Regions from separate parts of the Homo sapiens genome. Here region 2 is linked to region 1. Evidence: read pairs that join two places in POLR2A ChIA-PET (ENCODE). Cell type or tissue: GM12878. All regions are shown on one strand. Links, peaks and the distances in the headings refer to the core of each region. The heading gives the core; the rest is flanking DNA.

Region 1 (13,567 bases), core at 1,605-9,604:
AATGAATAATAATAGGCATTTTTTTTACATTCTGGTACTGAATATAAATTTATCCAAGTAAAAATAGAAGCTCCACAAAAGAATCTTCTCAGAAGTCAACAGTATTTATTTCCTGTTGCTGTTGCAATAAATTGCATGATAGTGGCTTAAAACAACACAAATTTATAATCTTACAGTTCTGGAGGTCAGAAGTCTGAAATGGATTCCACTGGCTTAAATCAAGGTGTTGACAGGATTGCACTCCTTATCTAGACTCCAGGGCTGATTCTTTTTACTTTTTCTGGATCCTGGATGTTACCAGCATTCCTTGGCTGATGGCATCTGCCTCCATCTTACAGCGCATCACTGCAATCTCTGCTTCCATCATAACTTTGTCTCTGACTCTTCCGCCTTCCTCTTCCATCTTTTAAAGCCCCTTGTGATGACATTAGGTCTGCCTGCATAATGCAGGATAACTTTCCCATCTCAAGAGTCTTGTCTTAATCATATCTGCAAAGTCTCTTTGCCATGTATGGTCACATATTCATCCCGAGATTAGATTGTGACCAGGCATGCAGCCGGGCGAGGTGGCTCACGCCTGTAATCCCAGCACTTTGGGAGGCCGAGGCGGGCCGATCGCGAGGTCAGGAGATCGAGACCATGGTGAAACCCCGTCCCTACTGAAAATACAAAAAAAATTAGCCGGGCGCGGTGGCGGGCGCCTGTAGTCCCAGCTACTCGGAGAGGCTGAGGCAGGAGAATGGCGTGAACCCAGGAGGCAGAGCTTGCAGTGAGCCGAGATCGCGGCACTGCACTCCAGCCTGGGCGACAGAGCGAGACTCTGTCTCAAAAAAAAAAAAAAAAAGATTGCGACCAGGCATGCTTTCATATGATTGCTGGGTCACATGATAGATACATGTTTACCTTTTTAAAAGTGGGCAAAATATTTGAATAGACAATTCACTAAGTAAGCTATATGGCTGGAAAATAAACATATGAAATGATGCTCTACTATATACAGAAATATAATTAACTTTATATATCGATCTGGTATCTTGGAACCTTGCTAAACTCCTGTATTAGTTCTAGTAACTTATTTATGCACTCCATAGGATTTTCTTCACAGAAATCATGCCGTCTGTGAATGAAGGGAGTTATACTTCTTATTTTCCAAATGGAGATTTTATTTTTCTTGCATGACTTCACTGGCTAGAACCACTACTACAATGCTGATTAGAAGTGGTAAGATCGATATCCTTTCCTTGTTCCTGATCGTAAGTGTGATGTTAACTGTAGATTTTTCACATATACTGTTTATCAATATAAGGAAGTTCTCTTCTGTTCTCTGTTTTCTGACAGTTTTTGTCAGGCATGTATTTTGTATTTTCAAATACTGTTTCTGTATTTGTTGAGATAATCATAGGATTTTTCTTTCTTGTTTTTACAATGAGTTACACTGATTAACTTTTGAATATCAAACCAACCTTGTATTTTTGAGATAAACCCCACTTGGTCATGATGTATTATCCTTTTTGTATATTATTGTATTAGCTCTGCTAAAATTTTGCTGACAATTTTTTTTTTTTTTTTTTTTTTTTTTTTTTTTGATCCGGGGTCTGGCTCTGTCCCAGGCTGTGGAGTGCAGTGGCGCGATCTCGGCACACTGCAAGCTCCGCCTCCCAGGTTCACGCCATTCTCCTGCCTCAGCCTCCCGAGTAGCTGGGACTACAGGCACCTGCCACCACTCTCGGCTAATCTTTTTGTATTTTTAGTAGAGACGGGGTTTCACCATGTTCACCAGGATGGTTTCAATCTCCTGACCTCGTGATCTGCCCGCCTTGGCCTCCCAAAGTTTGCTAAGAATTTTTACATGTATTTTTATGACACATACTGGTCTGTAGTTGTCTTTTCTTGTAATGTCATTGTCTGGTTTTGGTATCAAGTAATGCTGCCCTCACAGAATGAATTAGAAAATATTCCCTTATCAATTTTCTGGAAGAGTTTTTGTAGAATTGGTGTTATTTTCTGCTTAAATGTTTGATAGAATTTACCAATGAAGCCATATGGACCCAGTGTTTTCTTTGTGGGAAGGTTTGTAAGTACAAATTCAATTTCTTTAATAGATGTAGAGTTATTTATGTTATCTATTTGTTCTTGAATGCGTTTTGGTAGTTTGTATCTTTCAAATAATTTGTCCATTTTATGTTCCTTATCTCTGGTAATATTATTTGCTCTGAAATCTATTTTGTCTGCTTTCTTTTGATTAGTATTAGGATGGTATATTTTTTTCTTCCCTTAATTTTTAAGCTGTATGTTAAGCATGGTTGAATCTTGCATTTTTATCCAATCTTAATAATCTCTGGTTTTTAAATGAGAGAGTTTAGACTATTTACATCTAATTTAATTATTGATAATTTTGGTTCTATTTGTATTCTGTTTGTTCCATCTTTTCTTCTTCCCCCTTTCCTTTTTTGCCTTCTTTTAGAAAAACTGTGTAATATTTATTCCATTTTATCACCCTTGTTGGCTTACTAGTTATAATTCTTTTTAATTCACAATAACGATATATAAAGTTTTATTAGCTATAATTCTTTATAATTCACAGTAATAGGACATAAAGTTTAAGTTATTGATTTAGGGTTTATATTATACATATTTGTTATGTTCTACCTTCAAGTGGTATTACATTACTTAACATATACCGCAAGAACCTTAAAATAGTACAATTCTATTTTCCCCTCCTGACCTTTGTACTATTTTGCCTTACATTTTACTTCTATATATTTTATAAACCACATAGTACAGTGGTCCCCAACCTTTTTGGCATCAAGGACCAGTTTTGTGGAAGGCAGTTTTTCCACAGACCATTGTGGGGTGGACGGTTTTGAGATGAAACTGTTCCATCTCAGATCGTCAAGCATTAGATTCTCATAAGGAGTGCACAACCTGGATCCCTTGCATGTGCAGTTCACAATACCATTTGTGCTCCTATGAGAATCTGATGCCTGCTGCTCCTGATCTGACAGGAGGCAGAGTTCAGGCAGTAATGCTCGATTGCCCACCACTCACCTCCAGTACTGATCTGCAGCCTGGGTGTTGGGGGACCCCTGCCATAGTACATTATCATTATATTTGTTGTTTCTTTCAAGAGTCAGTTATCTTTTAAAGACATTTAAATAATAAAAATGTATTTATATTTGTTCATGTTGTTACCATTTCTGATGCTCTCCATTCTTTTATTTAGGTTTTCATTTGGTATTATTTTCCTTTTGCTTGAAGGAAAAGCAAAAGAAAAAAATACCAAATTTTCCTTTACTATTTCTTACAGTGCTGGTCTGCTTGTGATGAATTATTTCAGCTTCTTTTAATATCTGAAAATATCCTTATTTCATCTTTGTTTTTGAAAGATATTTCCACTGGGTAAAAAATTCTAGATTGATAAGTTTTTTTTTTTCTTTCAGTACTTTCAGGATATTGCTTTACTCTCTTCTAGTTTGCATTGCTTCTGATAAGAAATCTCTCATCTTTACCTTTGGCCCTCTTTATATCATGTATATTTTTCCTTTGGTTGATTTAATCACTGTTTCTTTATCACTGGTTCTAGGAAATTTTGCTTTTAAGCTGCGCTAGAAAAGACCAAAAAGCATTTAGTCTAGGATTAAATCTTTTTTTTTTTTTTTTTGAGACAGAGTCTTGCTCTGTCTTGCCCAGGCTGAAGAGCAGTGGCATGATCTCAGCTCACTGCAGCCTTCACCTCCTGGGTTCTAGTGATCCTCCTGTCTCTGCCTCCTGAGTAGCTGGGACTACAAGTGTGTGCCATCACACCTAGCTAATTTTGTGTTTTTAGTAGAGACGGAGTTTCACCGTATTGGCCAGGCTGGTCTTGAACTCCTGACTTCAGGTGAGCCACCCACCTTGGCCTCACAAAGTGCTGGGATTACAGGCGTGAATCACCGTGCCCAACCTCTAGGATTAAATCTTACCCACCACTGAGGGAAGATTCTTCTTAGAATCCTAAAAAAAAAAATGTCTGATGTCTTCTAAATTATGTGGTTTTCCAATCTGGCTGTTGGGAACAGGCACTATCCCTGTCCATATATGAGCTACAAATACTCTTTCCTCTAATCCCTGTGTGTGATTCTTTCCCCAGTTCTGGGTAGTTTCTTCACATGCATGTTCTGATCAATACTCAACTGAACATCCAAGGACATTCCCTTCAGATCTCTAGAGTTCTCATCTGTATAGTTCCCCCTTTCCAGAATCTGCCCTGCCAACTCTAGCCTCTTCAACTTCCTCAGACTGTCAGCTCAGGGTTTTGACTCAGGGTTTCCCCTCCTTACATTGCATCCAGGAAACTTCTTCCAGTAAGTTGGGGCTATGGTATAACTTATCTCATTTGTTCCCATATGACAGGATGACTGTTTTTCATTGCCTGATAACCAATGTCTTGAAAGCCATTGCTTTATAAATTTTGTCTAGTTTTCTAGTTGTTTCAGATGGAAGGATAAATTCAGTTCCAGTTTTTCATTATGACCAGAAACAAATGTCCAAAGGGACTTAAAAAAAAAAATACACAAATCTTTTCATATTATGCTCCTCTCAAAACCTGTCAATGGTTTATCACTGTTCTCAGGATAAAGTCCATAATCCTTACCAAGGCTTCAGAACTCGTCGCCCCTTGCTCCTCTTGTCCCATGCTCTCCCTTATTAATTCTGTTTCAGCAACACAAACTTTTCAGTTGCTCAAACTCAGCAGACACTTCTACCTGTCCCTCCTCTCAAGAATTCACCTCATATTTTGTGCTCCCCCGACTTTTTTTTTTTTTTGAGAACTTAGATCCTATTAAGAAAGATAGATAATTCGACATGTTGTTTGTTGTTGTTGTTGTTGTTGTTGTTGTTGTTGTTTTTGAGACGGAGTCTCACCCTGTCGCCCAGGCGGGAGTGCAGTGGTGCGATCTCGGCTCACTGCAAGCTCCGCCTCCCGGGTTCACGCCATTCTCCTGCCTTAGCCTCTGGAGTAGTTGGGACTACAGGCGCCCATCACCACACCCAGCTAATTTTTTTGTATTTTTAGTAAAGACGGGGTTTCACCGTGTTAGCCAGGATGGTCTTGATCTCCTGACCTCGTGATTCGCCCGCCTCGGCCTCCCAAAGTGCTGAGATTACAGGCGTGAGGCACCGCGCCCGGCCATGTGCTCCCCTATTCACAGAGGTGTCCTATACCTGTTCTTCAGAGTTTATCTTGAATGTCATTTTCTCAGGGAAACCGTCCTTGGCTTCCTCAATAAGTCATGTTTGTTATGATTGTCCCCATAGGCTTGGAAATCAACACTAATTTTAAGGAGATACTCTGTAATATAACAGGGTGTTATGTTAAATAATTCGAGGGTCTTTCTTTCCCATTGTAAATTTCTATGATATAGTACGTACTCTTCAAAAAACATCATTTTGTAAAATATCTTACTTATTAAGACTATTGTATTTTAATAAATTACATTATAAATGTATTGAATGGGATCTAGTAGCATTTAAATTCTCAGAAAGACTTCTTTAAATAAAGTTAAGTATTGCCATACACACAGTACCTCACCTACAATTATTTTCAAATTCAGTATATTGATTAGGTAGTCAGTAGTATAAAGACTAGAGAAGTAATACAGAGTCAATCCATTCCTCAAGAAACATAAGATTTATTTAGTGAGATAAAACTTGCATACAGAAAACAAGATATTGGCCATTTTTTAAAAGATAACAGAATGCATTTTAAAGTGTTTATTCCTTAAGTCCTGCACTTGCAATTCTGAGAGTAGGAAGGATTAGGAAACGTTGGGTAGTTACACCAGCCACTCAAGTTTAAGTTAGAGAAGGGACCCCAGAGATAGAGGTATCTAATTAGGTAGGTTAGTTTATTATCTAGAGCAGCTAGAAGTAAAAGGAAGGAAAGGATAAGTACAAAGAATTGCCCACAGGACAAAAAAAAAAAAAAAGGATGAAACTTAATCTGTTGTCAGATGTAAGGAATGAATGTTACGTAAAAAGCCAGAGGACAAATCAGAAGTCATGAGTTGTGTCAACACAAGAATGCAGTGGGAGAAAGAAGCAAGATGGGCAATAAGGCTGGAGAATGTAGCACTCTAGATATGAGGAGGGGTGAATTACCTGAAGCTCGCTGTTATTGTCTGTGAGTCACATGGTGAATATGTGAGGGGGCTCAAGTTAAAGGGTAACTGGTTAGGGAAGATTTTCCCTCTGGCCCCACACAATTACTCAGGCTTCCCCTGGAAGCTATCACTTCTCTTTGGTAGGAGGTTCTCTTCCAGCTCTGTGCCTTAAATTAACCGAACATGGCCATGGTTCCAGAAATTTGCCTGCCCTGATCTGTTCACTATGATGATTATGTACATGATTCCCTGGTTCCAGATCTGCACTCACTCCATAGTCCATCTGGCTTCTGACTCTGGCTCCATTCCCATTTTATAGTTCTGCTCCTGTCCTTCGTACTAGACTTTAGTATTTGGTTTCCTATTTCTGACTCTTGGCCTGCTGCCACAAAAAAAAAAAAAAAAAAAAAAAAAAAAAAAAAAAAACTGTACTAATTATCATTTCTACTTCAAACTACTTCACTTTCATTATTCTGTAGGCACCCAAGCCCCATTTTTGGTCATGGACCAGTGCCTTAATAAAAAACACTGGACTTTACACAGGGATTCACATCAGTGGTTGTTCATATGGTTTTCTTCTACAAATACTGTCCCTACCAGCTGAAGTGCCAAGGCTAGCTACAATAATGGCAAAGTCCAGATCATTCCCTGTTGTGTATTTTGGCTTCTTGTCTCTCGCAGTTGGAGTGAGTTGCAAAGATATTGGGTTACAAGTGGAGTTCTAAGGCCATTTGCACAGGGACCAGTTAAAATGAATTTGGGATGCATGAATGGTAAACCTGGAAGTGGAAGGCCTCCACCCCTACTTTATGGTTCAGGAGACTTGTTTATATATAGGTGAGAAAGTAGTGATGAGTGGGACATATCTATTGTGAGAAAAGCCACAGAGTCTGCTCTCTGTATTGTCTCTCTTAGTAATTAAGACTGTCAGCTTAAACTTTCATTTATTTAACACTTATTGAGCACCTACCATGTATGCATTAGGTGCTAGGCTAGAACTTTGGGATATAATGATGAGCAAAAACAGGCATGGCCTCCACTGTTACTGAGCTTACAAGCTAAGTGGGGCAAAGATGTTATACATTAATCTAAAAATTATTTAATGAAAATTATTGCTAAATACAATATAATAATATAACTGGTTATATAACCAAGTCTAAATATAATAACATAACTATAATTAATAGAAAATTATAACTATGTTAGTGCTATAAGGAAGAAGTGCATAGTACTATTAAACAGTGTAATAGTGCTTTCCTGGGATATTATGGTCAAACTGAGAACTTAAGAGAGAGTAGGAGTTAACTAGCTGAAGAAAGGATGAAGTATAGCTATGCAAGTACCTGAGGTTAAAGAAAAATCGTGGTTTCAGAGTTGAAAGAAGTCTATTGTTTCCATTGTGTTAGAGAGTTATGAAAGGCATGTTGCCAGATGAGTTTAAGAAGTAGAAGTGGGTAAAGACTAATCATAGAGGGTCATTAGAAGAAGAATTTCTGGGTTTTTTTTTTTGTTTTTTTTTTTTGAGGAGTCTCACTCTGTCGCCCAGCCTGGAGTGCAGTGGCACGATCTCGGCTCACTGCAAGCTCCGCCTCCCGGGTTCATGCCATTCTCCTGCCTCAGCCTCCCGAGTAGCTGGGACTACAGGCGTGCGCCACTACACCCAGCTAATTTTTGTATTTTTAAAATTTTTTATTTTATTTTATTTTTTTGAGACGGAATCTTGCTCTGTCAGGCTCGAGTGCAGCCCAGCCTGGAGTGCCCTGGCGTGATCTCGACTCACTGCGAACTCTGCCTCCCGGGTTCATGCCATTCTCCTGCCTCAGCCTCCGGAGTAGCTGGGACTACAGGTGCCTGCCACCATGCCCGACTAATTTTTTGTGTTTTTAGTAGAGACGGGGTTTCACCGTGTTAGCCAGGATGGTCTCGATCTCCTGACCTCATGATCTGCCCGTCTCGGCCTCCCAAAGTGCTAGGATTACAGGCGTGAGCCACTGCGCCTGGCCAATTTTTGTATTTTTAGTAGAGATGAGGTTTCACCATGTTGGTTGGCCAGGATGGTCTCAATCTCTTGACCTTGTGATCCACCCTCCTCGGCCTCCCGAAGTGCTGGGATTATAGGCATGAGCCACCTCAGTGCCCGGCCGAATTTCTGTCCTTTTAAATCTTTTTATTTCAACTTTTATTTTAGGTTCAATGGATACATATGCAGCCTTGTCACATGGGCATACTGTGTGATGCTGAGGTTTGAAGTATGATTAATCCGTCACCCAGGTAGTGAGCATAATGCCCAATAGGTAGTGTCTCAACCCTTGTCCCTCTCCCTGCCTCCCATCTCTAGTAATCTCCAGTGTCTATTGTTGCCATCTTTATGTCCATGTGTACTCAGTGTTTAGCTCCCACGTATAAGTGAGAACATGAGATGTTTGGTTTTCTGTTTCTGCATTAATTTACTTAGGACAACAGCCTCCAGCTGCATCTGTGTTGCTGCAAGGGACATGATTTTCTTCTTTTCCAGGCTGCATAGTATTCCATGTTGTATATGTACCACATTTTCTTTATTCAATCCACCATTGATGGATACCTAGCTTGATACCATGCCTTTGCTATTGTCAATAGTGCTGTGACTAACATATGCATGCATGTGTCTTTTTGGTAGAATGATTTATTTTCCTTTGAGTATATACTCAATGATAGGACTGCAGGGTCAAAAGGTAGTTCTATTTTTAGTTCTTTGAGAAATCTCCAAACTGCTTTCCACAGTGGCTGAACTAATTTACATTCCCACCAACAGTTGTATGTGTTTCCTTTACTCTTCAGCCTCTCCAGCATCTGTTATTGTTTGACTTTTTAATAATAGCCATTCTGACTGGTGTGAGATGGTATCTCACTGTGTTTTTTAATATTGTTATTATTATTATTTGAGACAGGGTCTCACTCTATCACCCAGGCTGGAATGCAGTGGTGCAATCTTGGCTCACTGCAATGTCCACCTCCCAGGTTCAAGTGATTCTCATGCCTCAGCCTCCGAGTAGTAGCTGGGATTACAGGCGTGTGCCACCATGCTTGGCTAATTTTTGTATTTTAGGTAGAGACAGGGTTTTGCCGTGTTGGCCGGGCTGATCTTGAACTCCTGGCCTTAAGAGATCTACCTGCTTTGGCCTCCCAAAGTGCTGCGATTACAGGCGTGAGCCACTGCGCCTGTCCTCATTGTGGTTTTGATTTGCATTTCTCTAATGATTAATGATGCTGAGTATTTTTTCGTATGTCTGTTGGCCTCTTGTATGCCTTCTTTTGAGAAGTGTCTGTTCATATCTGTTGCCCACTTTTTAATGGGGATATTTGGTTTTTTTTGCTTGTTGAATTCTTTAAGTTTCTTCTAAATTCTGCACATTAGACCCTGTCCGATGTATAGTTTGTGAATATTTTCTCCCATTCTGAAGGTTGTCTGTTTACTCTGTTGATAGTTTCTTACCCTGTGCAGAAGCTCTAGAGTTTAAGTAGGTCCCATGTGTGAATTTTTGTTTTTGTTGCAATTACTTTTGAGGACTTAGTCAGAAATTCTTTGCCAAAGCTGATGTCCAGAAAAATATTTCCTAAGTTTTTGTCTAGGATTTTTATAGTTTTAGGTCTTACATTGAAGTATTTAATCCATCTCGAGTTAATTTTTGTATATGGTGATAGGTACAAGTTCAGTTTCATTCTTCTGCCTATGGATAGCCAGTTACCCAGCATCATTTATTGAATAGAGGGTCCTTTCCTCATTGCTTATTTTTGTCAACTTTAACAAAGATCAGTTGATTGTAGGTGTGCAGCTTTATTTATTTCTGGGTTCTCTATTCTGTTCCTTTGGTCTATGTGTCTTTTATTGTACCAGTACCATGCTGTTTTGGTTATTATACCCTTGTAGTATAGTTTGAAGTCAGATAATATGATACATCTGGCTTTGTTCTTGCTTTGAATAGTTTTGGCTATTCAGGGTCTTTTTGGTTCCATATGAATTTTAGAATAGTTTTTTCTAATTATGTGAAAAAATGGCATTGGTAGTTTGATAGGAATAATGTTAAATGTGTAGATTGCTTTGGCCAGTATAGCCCTTTTAATGATATTGATCTTCCAGTCCATGATAAGAGAATGTTTCTCCATTTGCTTGTGTCATCTATGGTTTCTTTCAGCAGTGTTTTGTGGTACTCCTTGTAGAGGTCTTTCACCTCCTTGGTTAGATGTATTTCTAGGTATTTTATTTTTTGGGTGGTTATTGTAAATGGGATTGCATTCTTTATTTGGCTGTCAGCATTAATGCTATTGCTGTATAGAAATGCCACTGATTTTGTACACTGATTTTGTTTCCTGAAATGTTACTGATGTTGCTTATCAGTTCAAAGAGACTTTTGGTATCATATTTAGGGTTTTGTAGATATAGAATCATATTGTGAGTGAAGAGAGATAATTTGACTTCTTCTTTTCCTGTTTGGATGCCTTTTATTTCTTTCTCTTGCCTGATTGCTCTGGCTAGGACTTCCACTACTCTGTTGAACAGGAGTGGTGAGACTTGGCATTCTTGTCTTGCTGTAGTTCTTAAGGAGAATCCTTCCAGCTTTTACTGGTTCAACATGATATTGGCTGTGGGTTTGCCATAGATAGCTCTTATTATTTTGAGATATTGTCCTTCTATTCCAAATTTGCTGAGGGTTTTTTTCATGCAGGGATGTTGGATTTTTATCAAAGGCTTTTTCTATGTCTATTGAGATGATCATATAGTTTTAATTTTTAATTGTGTTTATGTGAGCAATCACATTTATTGATTTGTGTATGTTGAACCAGCTTTGCATCCCAGGAATGAAACCTACTTGATCATGGTGAATTAACTTTTGATGTGCTGCTGGATTTGGTTTGCTAGTCTTCTGTTGAGGATTTTTGCTTCCGTGTATATGAGGAATATTGGCCTGTAACTTTCTTTTTTCATTGTTTCTTTGCCAAATTTTGGTATTAGAATGATGCTAGCTTCATAGAATGAGTTAGGGAGGAGTTCCTCCTCCTCAGTGTTTTGGATTATTTTCTGTAGAATTGATACCAGCTCTTCTTTGTATATCTAGTAGAATTTGGCTGTGAATCCATTTGATCCAAGGCATTTTTTGGTTGGTAGTTTTTGTTATTACTGATTCAATTTTGGAACTTGTTATTGGTCTATTCAGGGTTTCAATTTCTTCCTGATTCAATCTTGGTAGGGTGTGTGTTTTTCTAGGAATTTATCCATTTCCTCTAGATTTTCTAGTTTCTGTGAATAGAGGTGTTCATTGTAGTCTCTAAGGATCTTTTTTTTTTTTAACTTTTTTCTTTTTATTTTTGAGACAGAGTCTCACTGTGTCACCCAGGCTGGAGTGCGGTGGCATGATCTCAGCTCACTGCAACCTCCACCTTCTGGGTTCAAGCAGTTCTTCTGTCTGTCTCCTGTGTAGCTGGGATTACAGGCATGCGCCACCACGCCCGACTAATTGTTGTATTTTTAGTAAAGACAGGGTTTCGCCATGTTGGCCAGGCTGGTCTTGATCTCCTGGCTTCAGGTGATCCGCCCACCTCAGTCTCCCAAAGTGCTGGGATTACAGGCGTGAGACACCGCACCTGGGCTCTGAGGCTCTTTTGTATTTGTTTGGGATCAGTTGTAATTTCACCTTTGTCATTTCTGATTGTGCTTCTTTAGATTTTCTCTCTTTTGTAGTTTGTTAATCTAGCTAGTGATCCATTGATCTTGTTTATCATTTCAAAGAAACAAATTTGGCTTCATATATTGTTTGTATGGATTTTGGGGTCTCAATTTCATTCATTTCTGGTCCAATTTTAGTATTTCTTTTCTTCTGCTAGTTTTGGGGTGAGTTTATTGTTCTTCTACTTCCTCTAGGTTCAATTTGTGATCTTTCTAACTTCTTGAGGTAGGCATTTAGCACTATAAACTTTGTTTTTAACACTGCTTTTGCTGCATCCCAGAGATTCTGGCATAGTGTGTTTCTGTTTTCATTTATTTCAAAGAATTTTTTGATTTCTGCCTTAATTTCATTGTTTACCTAAAAGTCATTGAGGAGCAAGTTGTTTAGTTTCCATGTAATTGTGTGGTTTTCATAGATATTCCTGGTATTGATTTCCATTTTTATTCCACTGTGGTCCAGGAGTATGGTTGGTAAGATTTTGATTTTTTTAAATTTATTGAGACTTACTTTACGGCCAAGCATGTGGTTGATCTTAGAGTATGTTTCATGTGCTGATGGAATGTATATTCTGTGATTCTGTAGACGTCCAATTGGTCAAGTGTCAAATTTAAGTCCAAAATTTCTTTGTGAGTTTTCTGCCTCAGGGATCTGTCTAATGCTGTCAGTGGGGTATTGAAGTTTACCAGTATTATTGTGTGGCTAAGTCTTTTTGTAGGTTGAGAAGTACTTGTTAAGTCACCAGGAGACCTGCAATTCCCAGGGGACCTGCTGGTCCTCTGAGCTTGGCAAAATCGGAGTGAATTGTGGGGTATGTCTGGTGATGCAGTGGATCAAAGGCAGAGGATTCTGGAGCAGGGCTGTGGTGCCACAAGTATGCAGTTGGTATACCTCCATGGACCAGGGTTTTTAGCCCAGCAGGTGACTGTTGAGTCTGCGCAGCTGACACTTTCCCAACTGGGTCTTCCTCCAATTTCTGCCCCAGGAGCTGGCCAAACCAGCTAGTTTTGTTCCAAGCCTTTTGTGCCCAGATTGCTTGGCTGTTCCAGCTATTCTGCCCCATGGGAATCCCTCAGGCCGAAGCTGAGCTGGCCAACAGGCAACACCTTTCCCAGACTGGTCTTGCAGAGGGAAAGACACCTACTTCCCACATCAGCACATGAACCCATGCCCCACTTTCTCTTTGTCCTGATAGTGGGGGCTTCTCCCCTGCTCAAGCTCTGGCTACAGATCTCAGCTCAATACCCCTGGACAGTGTGCTCGAACCCTGGAAATTGGGAACTGGGCTCACGACTTTGTACTCTGGCTCCTTCACCGGCTGTGCTGGGGGACTGAACTGCTCACAGTCTGCCAGCAAAACACTCAGATGAGGCACTCAGGAGGCTGTGCTGTGTGTACCCACTTTCAGGAGCAGTCTGGCAGATGGCCTTGGGAGGGGTCAGAGTCAAGGGGGCATATGGATCAGATCCACCGCAATCCTTTGAAAAAGAGTTCTCCTCTCTCTGGCCTGACAGTTAGCAGTGGCTGCCGTCACCCAGAGCAAGATGGAAAAGCCTGGGGCATGGGTGCCTGTGGTCACGTTTTGCTGCAGCTGCCCCATAGGCTGTGAAACCTTCTGGGCTCTGTGCAGGTTTGAACTCTGCCTCTGCCTAATCTCCGGGGAGTTCCCCTTGCCAATTCAAATGTCTAGAGGGGAATCGGATCTCTTGTAGCTAGGATCCCAGA
Region 2 (16,397 bases), core at 4,811-12,810, 490 kb after region 1:
TTTTAGAGGCTTCTGTGCGGCTATGAAAAGGACTATGACTTCTACTTCTAAGTCCCTTTTCTAGCACTAAACTTCTTCCCAAAATAATCTTTCTAATCTCCTAGTTAACTAAAATTGTCTCATTTTTCCTTATCTCAAAATGGAGAGAAGAGTTAGTAGTAATATGTACTGAGTAAAATTTGTTATATCTTTCACATGTAATGTCACATAGATTCTATACAAACTGTTTATATGTGTTTCCATCTATATCCTTCCTATTATCTAAATCTTTTAAAACCTTGTGTTTATTCATATATTTTTAATTGAGATATAAAATCGTATGTATTTACCATGCACAGTGTGATAGGTTTTCTGACCCCTCACTTTACAGTGAGAAAAACTACATGACTCTGATTTTAAATGTGGTGTACTCCATGTGGTATGTATTGGGAATAGAATAAATGCCATTTTTGCACTTGATTTCCATGTAACATAGTACATTAGCTTTTAAAGATTTAACTTTTGAATATTTGACTCCTGAAAAATCTATGGCATGTAAACGTATTATGGGTTCACAATTCTGATGCTGCTATACATGTATTCTAAACATTTTAATTGAATAATTGATGGCTAATGGTAGGAGCCAGGTTTCTCACTGTTACTCTAAGCATTTTCAGATAAGCAAGGAGGGGAAGATAAAATGATTTGAGTAATGAATTAGAGTTGGACACATCAGTATGAATTCATGGTTAGCTTAATATAGATACAGGTGGATACATATAGAAATATTTGTAGATATGTGTATATAGTTGGGTTAGTATGCACACATATATTTCTTTCCTTTGTTATCTGAGAGGGCTTAGAAGTAATAGCACTCCAGTAGCAACAAGCACAACTAGAACCCAAATCTTGGTATCTAAAATCATTTTCCAATGAAATGAATGAATGAGGGACCTTTGAAGAAATGAGTGTAGCTGAGTGTAGGACTGAGGCAAGAAATCTACAAGATGATCCATGAACATCTTCTAGCGCCAGAAAATAAGGGAGTGTCCCCATCCCCATTAAAAAATTGATGATGGTATGTCAAAGAGGACCAGGAGCTAACTGAAGCTAGAATGATGGCCAAAGCTGGAACAACTTGAGAACAAAATGAAGTAGTATTATAACCCAAAATATAAAGTAAATATTCATGAGTCCAAATGGATCTAAATAAATGATTGAATAAATAAATAAATTGTTATGAAGAGACTAAAATTTGCAGTCTCATTTACCATGCAAAATAATTCCAAATAATTTCTGTGATATGCTCCCTTTAGGAGGTGGAGTATAACTATGCACTGCAGAAGTATGGGCTGAGCCTAGTGACTTAATTCCAATGACTATGGTATGGAAAGGGAAGGAGGAAGAGTAGTTTTATAGTAGAGAAACCTGAAAAATACTGCCTGACCATGTGATCAAAGTCAACATCATAAATGATAAACTATGTTGATAGTATGTACAGATACATTTCAATGGGGAGGTATCTACAAAATACCTGAGTAGTGCTCCTCAAAACTGTCAAGGTCATCTAATACAAGGAAATTCTGAGAAACTGTTACAACTAAGAGGAGCCTAAGGAGACATGACAACTTAATGTAATGTGGCATCCTGGATTGATCCTAGACCATAAAAAAGACATTCGGTAAAACTATGAAAATCTATGTATGGACTTTAATTTATAATAACTTATCAATATTGATTCATTAGTTGTAACAAATTTACCCTACTAATGTAAATGTGACTAACAGTAGAAACTGGGTGGGGGTATATAGAAACTGTAATAATTTCTCAATTTTCTGTAAATCTAAAACTGTTCTTTTAAAAAGTCTATTTTTTTAAGTGAACATATGAGACAAAAAAAATCACAGTGTGTAGTAATTTGCAAGTTTCTGCGATAATGATAACACTGGTACATGGGCTATGAAGATGATGTGGGGAGAGCATGTGCCTTAGGTAGTGACAGTGCCAAACTTATCACCACGTACATTGGTACAGCTTTGTCTTGCCTTCCTTGAGATCTGCTACTAGAGTATGCTGGTCTTTGAGAACTTGTCCAATCTCTGGATCTATTTTTTAAAAAATGTCAAAGGTCCATCCACCATAATAATATAATCATATTCAGGAACCGAGCATATTAGAAAAAAATATGTAGCAGCTCAGGACCATCAGCAGAAGGTGGTAGAGATTGTGGTGAACTGGACAACACATGGTCTGCTTTGTCTCCTAATAATTCAGAATATCTTACAACACAGAACTTGGCAAGCCAAATTCTGTGGAATGCCAGTTTGGACCACCATCCTCCTAAGAGGAATTTTGTTTTATCTGCTATAGTAAACTCTGACACCACAGGTATTCCACTTTTAATTAAGTTCATGGTTCCATTTGTGGCTACTTTCCTTCAATTAGGGTTGGATAATCAATGTTGGACCATATGTATCATAGGCCACGTTTTAGCTTTCTGGTATCTGGGATGGTGGAGAGTTGGGAAATACAACAATGCTATTCAATAAATATGATTCAAAAGCTAAATTGTTCTTCAATTTTACATTAGGCCTGATTAAAAAGAAATGCAACAAAACAGAGACGAAAAGAAATCAAGGGAATAAATTGTTAGTCACTGCCTCATTTCTACTATGTTCCTCCAGCTACCTGTAATTGGCTTAATAGGTGGGCTAAGTCTGAGCTTGAGTCTGACGAAGTTCTTGCGGTAACAGTGGCAGGATAAATAAAACGACAAACACTAAATCAGACTCCCTCAGAACCGCGTTCCACCAACCCAGTCAGTGGCCTGCTGAGCTTCTGGAACCTTACAACCTTTTCTTGCCTTACACTCTGTTTTGGCAACCCAAGCTTCTCGCTATTTCTCGTTTCCTCCTAACTGCATGCCCTGATGTATTCTTTAGATGTGATAACTGGGTTTGGGTTTCTGGTTTTGACCCTTGGCTCCCCTCCTTGACTATTAGCTGTACTTGCCCCCTTGCACTGTGTCTGCCTCTGACTATTCAGAATGACCTCTAGTCTGTTTCTAAAATAACCTCAAGATCTTCTATTCAGCGCTAAAAACAAGAAACTTGGCATCCTGAGTCGCAGATATTCTGGAAGGGTTATATGTTGAATAGACATAGGAGAGGTATATTAAAGGGAAGCTGGATAAGCTAAAGTGGATTCTCAACTTGAGGAGCAAAGTCTGAATTGAAGCCTACCCTATCCATGTTTTTTACCCTTTTTTATCCAGGTTAGAAAATTTTTATATAATTTTAAACTTCTCTATCTGTCTATCTTTCTATCTATCTGTCATCGTCTGCATTCCCTATTGTTTTAAAACTTTCTAAAAATACTATAGTAAAATATACATAACAGCATTTATGATTTTAATGATTTTTAGGTTTATAGTTTAGTGGGCATTAAGTATATTCAGGTTGTTGTGCAACTATCACTACTAACCATCTCTAGAACCTTTTTATCTTCCCAAATTGAAACTCTGTACCCATTAGACAATAACTGTTTCCCCCTTCTTTCCCAGCCCCTGACAACCACCATTCTATTTCTCTGTAGGTATGAATTTGACTACTTTAGATACTTAATAAAGTGGAATCATATAATATTTGTCCTTTTGTGACTGGCATATTTCACCTTGCATAATGTCTTCAAGGTTTATTCAGATTGTAGTTTGTGTTTGAATTTCCTGCCTTATTAAGGCTGAATAATATTGCATTATATATATATGTATATATTGCACTGTAAATATATATATATATAACAACACAAATGTTCATTGATGGATAAATAGACAACATATGGTGTGTGTGTGTGTATATATACCATATATATATATACACACCATATATATATATACACACCATATATATGGTGTATATACATATACACACACACACATATATATATGCCATATATATGGGGTATACACACACACACACATATATATCTATATATACACACACACACCATATATATATACACACACCATATATATATACACCATATATATGGTGTATATACATACACACACACACACATATATATACACCATATATATGGTGTATATATACACACACACATATATATCTATATATACACACACACACACATATATATATCTATATATACACACCATATGTTGTCTAACTATTTATCCATCGATGAACATTTGGGTTGTTTTCACCTTTTGGCTATTGTGAATAATGCTGCTATGATCATTGATGTCCAAATGTCTGAGTCCCTGCTTTCAATTATGTTGGGTGTACACCTAGAAGTGAAATTACTAGTTCATATGGTAATTCTTTTTTTTTTGAGGAACTATCACACTTTTCCACAGATGCTGCTTTATTTTACATTCCCACCAGCAACGCACAAGAGTTCCAATTTCTCCCTCCACATTGTCACCAACACTTGTTATTTTCTGGATTTGTATTTGTTTGTTTTGTTTATTACTTTGTTTTCTAATAGGCATCCTAAGGATATTGAAGTGTTATCTCAAGGTAGTTTTAATTTGAATTTCCATAGTGTTTAATGATTTTGAGTCAACTTTACTTGTTTATATTGGTCATCTGTATATCTTCTTTGGAGAAATATCTATCCACGTCTTTTGCCCATTTAAAAAATCGGGTTGCTTTTATTGTTGTTAAGTTGTAGGAGTTTTTAATACATTCTGGATAATAACCAGTTATCAGATGCATGATTTGAAAATATTTTCTTCTATTCCATAGGTTGCTGTGTCCTTTGATGCACAAAAGTATTATATAAATTTACTCTGTTGATAGTGTTCTTTGATGCACGAAATATTTAATTTTGATAAAGTCAAATTTACCCTTTTTTTCTTTTTTGTTTTGTGTGATTTTGGTGCCATATGTGTTAAAACTTTTGTAATATTAGATCTTTTTCCAATATGATCTGCAGAATTTATACTATCTTATGTTCTAGACTTTAAAGAAAATGTATTTTTATGAGGATTAAAATATTGAGAAACAAAATGCAAGGAGTTCCAGGATCCATCTGGGGATTGTTCCCTTGCTCATAGGTGCTTGTTATATGATCCAAGTACCAGTAGCTCATTAGAAAAAGACACAATTACCAAATAAGCCCTCCGAGGAAATGCAAATTTCCGTATCTCTCCTGAAATTCCCTTGCTAGGAATTATTGGATATGGATTGTTATGGAAAGAAGGATAGTACGGTTAAAAATATTGCTATAAAAAGCATTTTATGTTATATAAAAATTCAAAAATATTATCATTCTGAGTGAGCTTGGAATGTATCATTTCCTAACTCCATGGTGCCAGTCATCATGAGACCTTTAAATTCTCCCAAGATTCTGTATTGCTGACCAGTTTTTGTCCTTCTAAAAGGGTGGAAATTTCTCTAAAAGTCTAAGGAGGCCACAGCCACTGGGGGTATATGCTGCTCATAGCAACAAGAGTTATTTTTTATTTTCCTGTAAAAATAGTGAGTAAATAATGGCAGATACCATATGCAAACACTGAATTAATGGAAAGAGCTAGTGACAAAGATGCTTTACATATAAATTTTTCTTATTTTCGTACATGTAAGTATTTACTCTTCTAAAAGGTAGTAATGCCTTTGTCACCAAGTCTGGTTCCAAAATCAGCCCCCTCTCTATTACACCACAGAATCTTGCCAGAATCATTCAAATCAATTTCATAGGAATTCATCAACAAACAACTATTAATCTCTTTGCTGGAAACTTCAGGCAAATGCATCTTTTTGGGATTTTGCCAAGCACTGAATCATGAAAATACAGAGTTGGAACTCAAAAAGTTATAAATCATTTGTGTCTCACTTGGGAAGAGTGACATGTGTTAGACTGATAACATAGTCCTTCCTACATGGTTGTGAAAATTCTCTCCAAGCACGTAGTCTACGTCTACTCCAGTAGTAAAGCTAATTGTTTGGAAAAACCTGTTGAGACCAATGCAGAGCTTAGTCTGTAATAATTTGACTGATTGCATATCTTATAGCCCTGGGTCTTGAAACTAAGTTGTACTGCCATGAGAAACACCTACACTTCCCCAGTTTTTAAAATGTTTAAAAAATTCCTTCCTTCCTTCCTTTCTTTCTTGGCTGTTTCTGGCCAAAATGCAGAATTTGCATTTGCCAATCTGAAATCAAATCATATAGAAAAAGCAGAAATGGGACACTTTATGAGATTTCAAAGACCGATATCTGAAAGTCTTTAAATTCTGTAGATGAAATTCCAGTGCGAGGGATGATAGTATTCATGATTCCAGGTTCTATTGCTATCCAATTTAAGAAATTAAAGTGAATTTCAGTCCTTTTGGAAACAAAGCTGGATGCATTTACTGTACACATGGCTAATTTTACACTCTTATAGCAAAAAACTCAAGCAGCTTGATTGGAAAGAGAAACCACTTGTAAAACCAACAGTATTAGGAACCACCTGGATTATTCTCTTGTCTTAGTAAGACTGAGGACAAAAGAGTAGGATAAATACAGCATTTCTGCTACCCTATGTTTGGTAGCTAAACTATTGTTATCTTTATTTATTTATCCTATTATAATATTTGTGACTCAAAGAAAGGGTAGAACTTAATTAAAGAGAAAAATTAGAATCAATAACAATCACTTTCCAAGGTATAATGGTTCAGAAACACAGGCATTAGAAATCCATCTGCAATGGTTTGAATAATTGTCCCCTCTAAAACTTATGTTGGGCCAGGCATGGTGGCTCATGCCTGTAATCCCAGCACTTTGTGGGGCTGAGGAGGGAGAAACACCTGAGGTCAGGAGTTTGAGACCAGCCTGGCCAACATGGTGAAACCCCGCCTCTACTAAAAATACAAAAATTAGCCAGGCATGGTGGCAGGTGCCTGTAATCCCAGCTACTACCTGGGAGGCTGAGACAGGAGAATTGCTTGAACCTAGGAGGCAGACGATGTAGTGAGCTGAGATCATGCCACTGCACTCCAGCCTGAGCAACAAAGAGCAAAACTCCTTCTAAAAAAAAAAAGAAAAAAAAAAAAAAAGAAGAAACATGTCGAAATGTAATCCCCAATGTGGCAATATTGAGAAGTGGGACTTTTAAGAAGTGATTGGGTAACATGGCTGGGCACGGTAGCTCACATCTGTAATCCCAGCCCTTTGGGCAGCCGAGGCAAGAGGATCACCTGAGGTCAGGAGTTGAAGACCAGCCTGGCCAACATGGTGAAACTCTGTCTCTACTAATAATAAAAAATTAGCTGAGCATGGTGGCATGTGCCTGTAGTACCAGCTACTTGGGAATCTGAGGCAGGAGAATCGCTGGAACCTGGGAGGCGGAGGTTGTAGTGAGCTCAACTCAAGCTACTGCACTCCAGCCTGGGCGACAAAGTGAGACTCCGTCTCAAAAAAATAAAAATAAATAAAAGAAGTGATTGGGTAACGAGAGTTCTGCCCTCATGAATGGATTAATCCACTCATGAATTAATTGACTGACTAATGTATTGATGGATTAATTGATTATTATAGGACCAGGACTGGTGGCTTTAGAAGGTCAGCAAGAGGGACTAGAGCTAGCACGCTCAGCCCTCTTGCCACGTAATGTCCGGTGCTGCTTCAGAACTCTGCAGGGAGTCCACACCAGCAAGAAAGCCCTTATCAGATGCAGCCCCTCAACCTTGGACTTCTCAGCCTTCATAACGATAAGTATTCATTTATTTTCTTTATAAATTACCCAGTTTTTATAAATCAACAGAAAATAAATTAAGACACCATCTAAATACCAACTCAACTGTGTGCAGATGAACAACTAGCACACTCATTGGAATAGCTGAAATAAAAACCAGACAGTTCCAACTATTGGTGAAGATGTGAAGCAACTGGAACTCTCAGACTTTGCTGATAGGAGTGTAAATAATACAGTTTGGAAAACCGGCTGCATCTACCAAAGCAGACATACACATTACCTTTGACCCAGTAAGTCCCTTATGTAAACTCGACAGAAAATGTGCACATATATTCCTAAAAAGACACGTAGTAGAATGTTAATAGCAGTACCCTCTGTGGTGGTCCTAGATTAGAAAATTACCCAAAAGTCTGCCAACAATAAAAAATATAAATCAAATATGATATATCATATAATGGAATACTATATAGCATTGCAGAAACATTGAGAATAGCTATGTATAATTATACACAAAAATATTAATGAATCTTACAAGCATATTGTTGAGTTTAAAGAGCCAGGCACAAAAACCCACATGCTGCATGATTCAATTTCTTAACAAACAAAAGCAGGCAAAAACAATGTATGCCTTTGAAAGTCAGAACCATGGTAACCCTAGAGACACAGGATGTGATTAGAAAGGAACATGGAGTAGGATTTAAGGGTACTGGTAATGTTCTGTTTCTTGATATGGGAGCTAGTTCAGTTTGTAAAAACTCTTATTGAGATTGAAATACGTGCACTTTTAAGTTATGTGTTACATTCAATAAAAATCTTTTAAAAATAATGAGTAAACATTCTCTGAGGTATAGCATAGAATGTGCAGAAACAGGAAAGACAGTTCATCATGGAACATGGACCTGGGGATAGGATTGAGGGTGAATGTGTGTGGAAAAGCATTGGGATTATAAAATACAGGGCAGTGTCACAATTTAGAAACACTAAGCTAAGGTGCAGCTGAAAACGTATGTGTGGGAGTTGGTCCAGATTCTCTGAGAAGCAGACATCAAGATAGGATTAGGCATGCAAGAAGTTTATTAAAGTAAGTGTATGTGAGAGGAAATGGGGAGGCAGCTGGGAGAGGCCGACAAAGACATCAGACCACGATGCGGGATTAACCTTGAGTGAAGGGGGAAGTGAATGTAGGTTGGGTGGAACATCTTGGACTGCAGTGCAGTTCAAGGGGAAGTTCAGTAAGGTCACTGGGGAATCATAGAGTCCAAGTCACCTGTTAGAGGAAACCTGCGTCTCCCCGGAAGCGGTCTATGTTAGTATTCTGCCATGCTTCTTTATCAGTTAGGAGCAATGCTTGGGAAGCTTAGTCTTGGGACAAAAGTAATGATGAATTTTAAAGCAAAATGTGTAGAGCCACCAGTCAATTATGCTCCTTGTAGTCAGGGATCCAGAGGTACATTTTCATGACTGCCACAAGAAGAAGACAAAACCTGTGACAATGGCCTGCTGGCAAAAGTGTCTCTAAAATAAAAGCTTTGACTTTTAGTATTTGACAATTTCCTTGGTGTAAATATTTTCACTACGCTGTTTTTCAAGCTAAAAATGGTTTTGCAAATGGTTGGTAAAACTTCTGAATGTCTGATAATCCGCTCTCATGACATAGTATCAGCCAGCTCCAGCATACCATTCCTTGTAAAGTTTGACTCTACAGGCAAAACAAAAGCCAATGTTTATCAGAGCAAAAACCTTAGAAAATGTTCACAATAGAAAGTCTTATGTTTTACTTTTTCCTAAAGTAAAATGATTGTCTAAAAGCTACTGATGGGGACAGGAGGCAGAGAAATTCTGGGCAGAAAACGGCGGATCCCTGGTGAAGCTTCAACCTCAAGCCTAAAACCCTGAGACCACAGCCCAAAGTGAGAACTTATAACCCTGTTTTCCCATTCAAATGTTGCCTTTTCCTAAGCCACCCATGGCCCTGCCCCACCCCATCATGTACCTATAAAGACCCTGGACTCAGCAAGCAAAGCAGAGAAGCAGCTGGATATTGAGGACTATAGCTAAATGTCAGAGAGAAGTGGCTGGACTTCAAAGGGACAGCTTGATGGCATAACTTTGGAGAAGAATCCTGCCGGAGACAGCTGGACTTCAGAGGAAGATTATCTTCCTTCCCTGTTCCCTTTTCAGCTCCTCTTCCCACTGAAGGCCACTTTCATCAGCAGTAAAATCACACACATTTAACATCCTTCAATTCGTTTGTGCAACCTCATTTTTCCTGGATGCTGAACAAGAGCTTGGGAGCCATAAGTGTGGATACAAAAGGCTGTCTAAGGCAGAGGACCCACTGAGCTGTTAAAACTTAAGCTGTCTGTGGACAGCAGAGCTAAAAGAGCACTGTAACATGCTTTCTGAAGCTTCAAGGGTCACAGGCATCCCCCTGTAGATGCTGCTGCTGTGGGGCCTGCACAGAGTTTGCCCCTGCCAGTACCCAAAAGCGCTCACCCCAAATCCTGCCCGCTCACCTGTGTGCTCCCTCCTGCAGTAAGTCTGAGTAAGTGGAGTTCACTCATGCCAGCACTGAAGTGGACAGCTGTTTCCAGCACTCCTGCAATCCAGTTCTCGCCTCATTCACTCACGCACACCCTTCTGCAAGGAGTTAAGAGCTGCTGGCTGAGTAAATGAGGCACCCCTGTTGCGAGTCCTGTGAAGGGGTCAGGGAAATATCCTGCTTCATGTGGGGGCCTATACAGGATATGTAAGAAGGGTGAGTAAATGCGGATCAGCTGGATCTTTCTCTTCACTTCTTTTCCAAGATTTCTTGTCCTCAGACTTTCCTCTGAGCTATGCTATTTGCAGGGGACAGGATGCAACCCTGTTACCTCTCTCTTCCTGGTGCAAGGAATGTTGGCTCTTTTTACCTTCATGGGGGTCTGGACTTCGTGTCAGACCAGAATAAAGTCCTGGGGCAACTGTAGGCTACTGGCCAAGGTCACTACTCAGTGTTGCCAGAAGGCCCTTAGAGGGGCTCCAGTCCCCAACTGCCCATTAGAACATTAACCAAGACCCTAGACTTTTCTATGGTATCTTTCCCTTTCTTCTTTCACAGTTTGACATGACTCCTATATCTTTTTTCGTAATAATAAGAGTTTTACTGCAAACAGCAGACATTTTACTAGATAGAATGAGCTTTTGGCCCAGCCATCAGATATGCGATTCAGAACAATGTGATTTCCATCTGTATTAGTCAGGATTCTCTGAGAGACAGGACTAATATGATACATTGTGTATACGAAAGCAAGTTTATTAAGTAGTACTGACTCACACGATCACAAGGTGAAGTCCCACAGTAGGTCATCTGCAAGCCAGTCCAAGTTCCAAAACCTCAAAAGTAAGGAAACCAATAGTACAGCTTTCAGCCTGTGGCCAAAGGCCTGAGAGCCTCTGGCAAACCACTGGTGTAAGCCCAAGAGTCCAAAAGCTGAAGAGCTGAGAGTCCAATGTCCAAGGGCAGGAAGCAAACAGCATGAGAGAAAGATGGAGGCCAGAAGACTTAGCCAATCTCGTCCTTCCATATTCATCTGCCACCTTTTATCCTAGCCATGCTGGCAGCTGATTAAATGGTGCCCACCCAGACTGAAGGTGGGTCTGCCTCTCCCAGTCCACTGACTGAAATGTTAATCTTCTTTGGCAACACTCTCAGAGACACACACTGGAACAATACTTTACATCCTTCAATCCAATCAAAAGTTGATACTCGATATTAACCATCACAAGTCCACCTCTTGTCAACTTGAACTCATATACATCTCCTGAAATTATACATAATTTTCAAATAAAGACAATAATAAGGTCTTAATTATGCCTTACATAGTACAGCTATCCTTTTGCAACTGGAAACACACCAATCCCCAACCCAAATGCTATTACATAAAGTTAATAACACTTAGATGCTGATATGAAGTCAATAAACCTTATGTCACATGATAAAGAAAAAAAAGAAAATGAAAATATTTTCTTAGTCAAGTGTATACATGCACAAACATGTTCTTGACAAAATAAGGAGAAAATACTCATGACAATTACAGTCCTCATCTCTGCATCTAGTCATGTGTTCTTAGCTGGTATTGATGACTACTTCTACTACCCATTCTGTATTCCCTTTGCCTTCAGCAAGCACTTCAGCAGGTTGTGGTTTTTTACCTGGTAGAGTGACCGAAACCTTTATTCCTGAAGGTTCTGGGCCATTTGTAGTCCTGTCTGGATTGGGCCGTTGTAGTTTCCCATTGACCTTTATCATAGGGCATGGTAATACTAAGAGACACCCTAAGGGATCTCCTGTATTCCATGTGCACTCTTCCTTACCTCCATTGTGGAGTAGTAGGCTGATTTCATCTTGATGGTCTGAGTCAGTCACCCCAGCCAACAATGTAACTCCTTTCTTAGCCTGTTGACTTAGAGGTAGGAGGAACGCAAGGTGGCCAGGTGACAATCTTAACTTCCAGTTTAATGAAATCATAGTTGTGTCTCCTGGTGGCAGCATTCCTCCCTCTAGAACTAAGACCTCTAGGCCAGCAAAACATAATGTCATGGGAACAGGAAGCAAAAATTTCCTAGTGGGTCACTAGGGGTGATGATGAGTGGTGCCACTTCCACTTCCATCCCTTGATTCCTGGACCTGTAAATCCTGGCTATGGGAGAAACTGTACCATATATTGGACACTAATTCAGAGCATACACAGCCTTCTGAAGAACTTTGCCTCAGCCATGCAAAGTATTGTCACCTAGTTGGCATTGTAATTGTGACTTCGAAAGGCCATTCTACTGTTCTATCAATCCAGCTGCTTCAGGATAATGGATAACATGGTAAATCCAGTGAATCCCATGAGCATGAACCCACTGTCACACTTCTTTAGCTGTAAAGTGAGTGCCTTGGTCAGAGGCAATGCTGTGTATAATACCATGATGGTGGATAAAATATTTTGTGAGTCCACAGATGGTGGTCTTGGCAGAAGCATTGGTGCAGGATAGGAAACCCATATCCCAAATAAGTGTTTATTCCAGTGAGGACAAACTGCTGCTCTTTCCGTGATGGAAGAGGTCCAGTATAATCAACTTGCCACCAAGTAGCTTGCTGATCACCCCAAGAAATGGTGCCATATTGAGGGCTCAGAGTTGATCTCTGCTGCTGGCAAATTGGGCACTCAACAGCAGTCGTAGCTGGGTCAGCCTTAGTGAGTGGAAGTCTATGTTACTGAGCCCATGTGTAACCTCCATCCCTGCCACCATGGCCACTTTGCTCACGGGCCCATTGGGCAATGACAGGGTGGCTGGGGAAAGAGGCTGAGTGGTATCCACAGAACGAGTCGTCCTATCCACCTGATTATTAAAATGCTCCTCTGTTAAGGTCACCCTTCAGTGAACACTCACATGAGATACAAATATCTTTACAGTGTTTGACCACTCAGAGAGGTCCACACACATATCTCTTCCCCAAATTTGTCACCAATTTTCCAATCATGCTTCTTCCAAGTCCCTGACCATCTGGCCCAACCATTGGCTACAGCCCATAAACCAATATATAATTGGACATCTGGCCATTTCTTCTTCCAACCAAAGTGCACAACCAGGTACACTTCTTGAAGTTCTGCTCACTGGGAAGATTTCCCTTTGCCATTGTCCTTTAGGAATGTCCTTGAAAGGGGCTGTAGTGCTGCAGCTGTCCACATTCAGATGGTGCCTGCATATCATGGAGAGCTATCTGCAAACAGGGAACTTGTCTTCTCTTCCTCAGTCAATTGATCATAGGTAACTCCCCATGAGGCCATCGCTGAAGGCTGGGGGAGAGAAGGCAGGGTGGCAGGAGTGGGGACCATGGTCATTTGAGCCACTCTTTCATGTAACTTGCTTGTGACCTCAGGACTTGCTCAAGCCCGATCACGTATACACCACTTCCATTTAATGATGGAATGCTGCTGTGCATACCTCACTTTGTGGCTAAATGGATCAGAAAGTACCCAGTTTATGATAGGCATTTCAGGTCGCATGGTGACTTGATAACCCATAGTCAAATGTTCAGTTTCTACCAAAGCCCAGTAACAGGCCAAAAGCTGTCTCTCAAAAGAAGAGTAGTTATCTACAGAAGATGGCAGGTCCTTGCCCCGAAACCTTAGAGGCCTCTGCTGTGATTCACCTATAGGGGCCTGCCAAAGCTCCAAACAGCATCCCTATCTGCCACTGACACCTCAAGCACCGTTGGATCTGCTGGGTCATATGGCCCAAGTGGCAGAGCAGCTTGCACAGCAGCCTAGACCTGTTGCAGAGCCTTCTCCTGTTATGGACCCCATTCAATTCTAGGAGCCTTCCAGGTCACTCAATAAATGGGCTGGAGTAAGACACTCAAATGAGTAATGTGTTGCCTCCAAAATCCAAATAGGCCTACTAGGCATTATGCCTCTTTATTGGTTGTAGGGGTGGCCAAATGCAGCAACTTATCCTTCACTTTAGAAGGAGTATCTCAACAGGTCTCACACCACTGGACCCCTGGAAATTTTGCTGAGGTAGAAGTTCCCTGAATTTCAGTCAGTTTTATTTCCCATCCCCTGGCATGCAAATATCTCACCAATAAGCCCAATGTGTTTGCTACTTATGACCTACTGGATCCAGTCATCCTAATGTCATCAATGTAATGGACCAGTATGATATCTTGTGGAAGGGAAAGGGATTAAGATATCTGCAAACAAGATTATGATGCAAAGCTGGAGAGTAATGGATCCCTGAGGTAGGACAGCTGAAGGCAATTTGCAAGCTGAAGGCAATTTGCTTCTGCTGGGCCTTGTGGACAAGAAGGGAGGAAAAGGCATTTGCCAAATCAGTGATTGCATACCAGGTACCAGGAGGTGTGTTAATTTGTTCAAGCAATGAAACCACATCTGGTACAGCAGCTGAAATTGAAGTCACCATTTGATTAAGATTACAGTAATCCACTGTCATTCTCCAAGATCTATCTATCTTCTGTATGGGCCAAATAGGAGAGTTGAACAGGGATCTGCATCTTTCAAGTCCTTCATGGTGGCACTGATCTCTGCAATCTCTTCAGGGATGCAATATTGTTTTGACTTACTATTTTTTTAGGTAGAGGCAGCTCTAATGGCTTCCATTTGAGCTGCCTTTCATTTTCCACCATAATAACCCTCACCCTACCAGTCAGGGAGCCAATGTGGGGATTCTACCAGCTGCTAAGTATGTCTATGCGAATTATGGATTCTGGCACTGGGGAAATAACCACAGGATGAGTCTGGGTACCCATTGGACTGACTGGAAGTGGGACATTAGCTAAAACTCCATACATTACCTGACCTACATAAGCCCCTACTTTAACTGGAGGACCACAGTGGCATTTTGGGTTCCCTGGAATGAATGTCAGCTAAGAGCCAGTGACCAGTATTCCCCAAATAATCTGATCATTTTCCTTTCTGCAATGCACAGAAAGGCTACAAGAGGTGAACCCCAGAGGCCCCTCTAGCAATGGAGCCAGCTCCCTCTTGCCTGCTCCTCTTGGTCCACCCCATCCTCCCTATCCAGTTTATCTCTCCTGTTTGCTCCCTCCTAGAAATCCTCACCCTAGATAAGCCCCAGTCCCACTCTTGCCCCTCCAACAGATGCCTGGTGAATTTGGTCCCTGGTAAGATCCAGGTCCCTTTCCCTCTAAAGGACTTAAGGCCAATTAAGGGGGATCTTGGCAAGTTTTCACATGATGCTGACAGATGTATAGAGGCTTTCCAGAACTTAACTCAAGTATTTGAACTCTCCTGGGAAGATGTTATGCTACTTTTGAATCAAAGCCTGACTAACACTGAGAAGCAGGCTACTCTGCAAGTGGCAGAGAGATTTGGGGAATGAGCTTTCTATTACATACAGTGTCAGGGAAGGGGTCAAACTTTATCCAACTAGAAGAGAAGCAGTACCGTTGGATAACCCTAAATGGGATCTCACTGACAAGATGGGAGAATGGAAGAGGAGACACATTCAGGTGTGCATAATGGAGGGATTATGTAGGACTAGAACTAAGCTTCTCAATTATTCTAAGTTATCCATGATAGACCAGGTATTTGATGAGAATCCCACTGCTCTCCTGGAAAGGTTAAAAGAGGCCTTGGTGAAGCACAACTCTCTACTTCCTGATTCAGTTAAGGGACAACTAATCCTAAAGGATAAATTTATTACTCAGGCAGCCCCTGAGATCAGGAGGAAGCTGCAGAAACAGGCCCTGGGACCAGATAGTACTTTAGAGAACCTCCTGAAAGCAGCCACCTGTCTTTTACAATAGGTCACTGGAATAGATTCTTGAATTTATTACACCCATGTAAATGCCTGGGAAGCTGATGAACCCAAAGAGTACCCAAAGTACCAATATGAAGAGGTTGGGGACCTCAAGCTAAAAATTACAAAAGATAAGTGTTAAACTTCCATGGATATCCTCTTTATAGTCTTGCCTATGTTCGCTGTTTTTACCTTTATTCTGTTCTATACTGCAGGATACAATATTGTGTCTAGAAGGAATAGTATATTTTACTTCTTATTTCTGTAAACTTTGTCACCAGATTATCTCCTTTTAACCCCGTTTTGTATAATACATATATTTGATCCATGCAAACTTATCCCTGTAAAACTTGTTTCTTCTCACCTAAAGGCGATCAAATTCCAAAGGGTCATGTAACTGGAGCCTC

The links. ChIA-PET counts read pairs that join two places held together with the same protein. Peaks named below come from ENCODE experiments on the same cell type or tissue, not always from the same donor. Only the 100,000 strongest peaks of a DNase experiment are listed, where the experiment ranks them.
Region 2: POLR2A ChIA-PET joins it to region 1 with 12 read pairs; 2 of 35 experiments call an interaction of 5 or more read pairs at or near these places.

Annotation. Positions count from the first base shown.
Region 1 is chr4:73,268,733-73,282,299 of GRCh38, forward strand. The region is part of intron 1 of ANKRD17-DT (ANKRD17 divergent transcript); the gene reads left to right. Among named protein-coding and RNA genes, the nearest start is that of ANKRD17-DT, 16 kb to the left of the region's middle. In GM12878, for the core only: no CTCF peak of the experiment used is centred there; no DNase peak of the experiment used is centred there.
Region 2 is chr4:73,753,741-73,770,137 of GRCh38, forward strand. No RefSeq gene overlaps it. Among named protein-coding and RNA genes, the nearest start is that of CXCL8, 21 kb to the left of the region's middle. In GM12878, for the core only: no CTCF peak of the experiment used is centred there; a DNase peak (open chromatin) is centred at 8,841.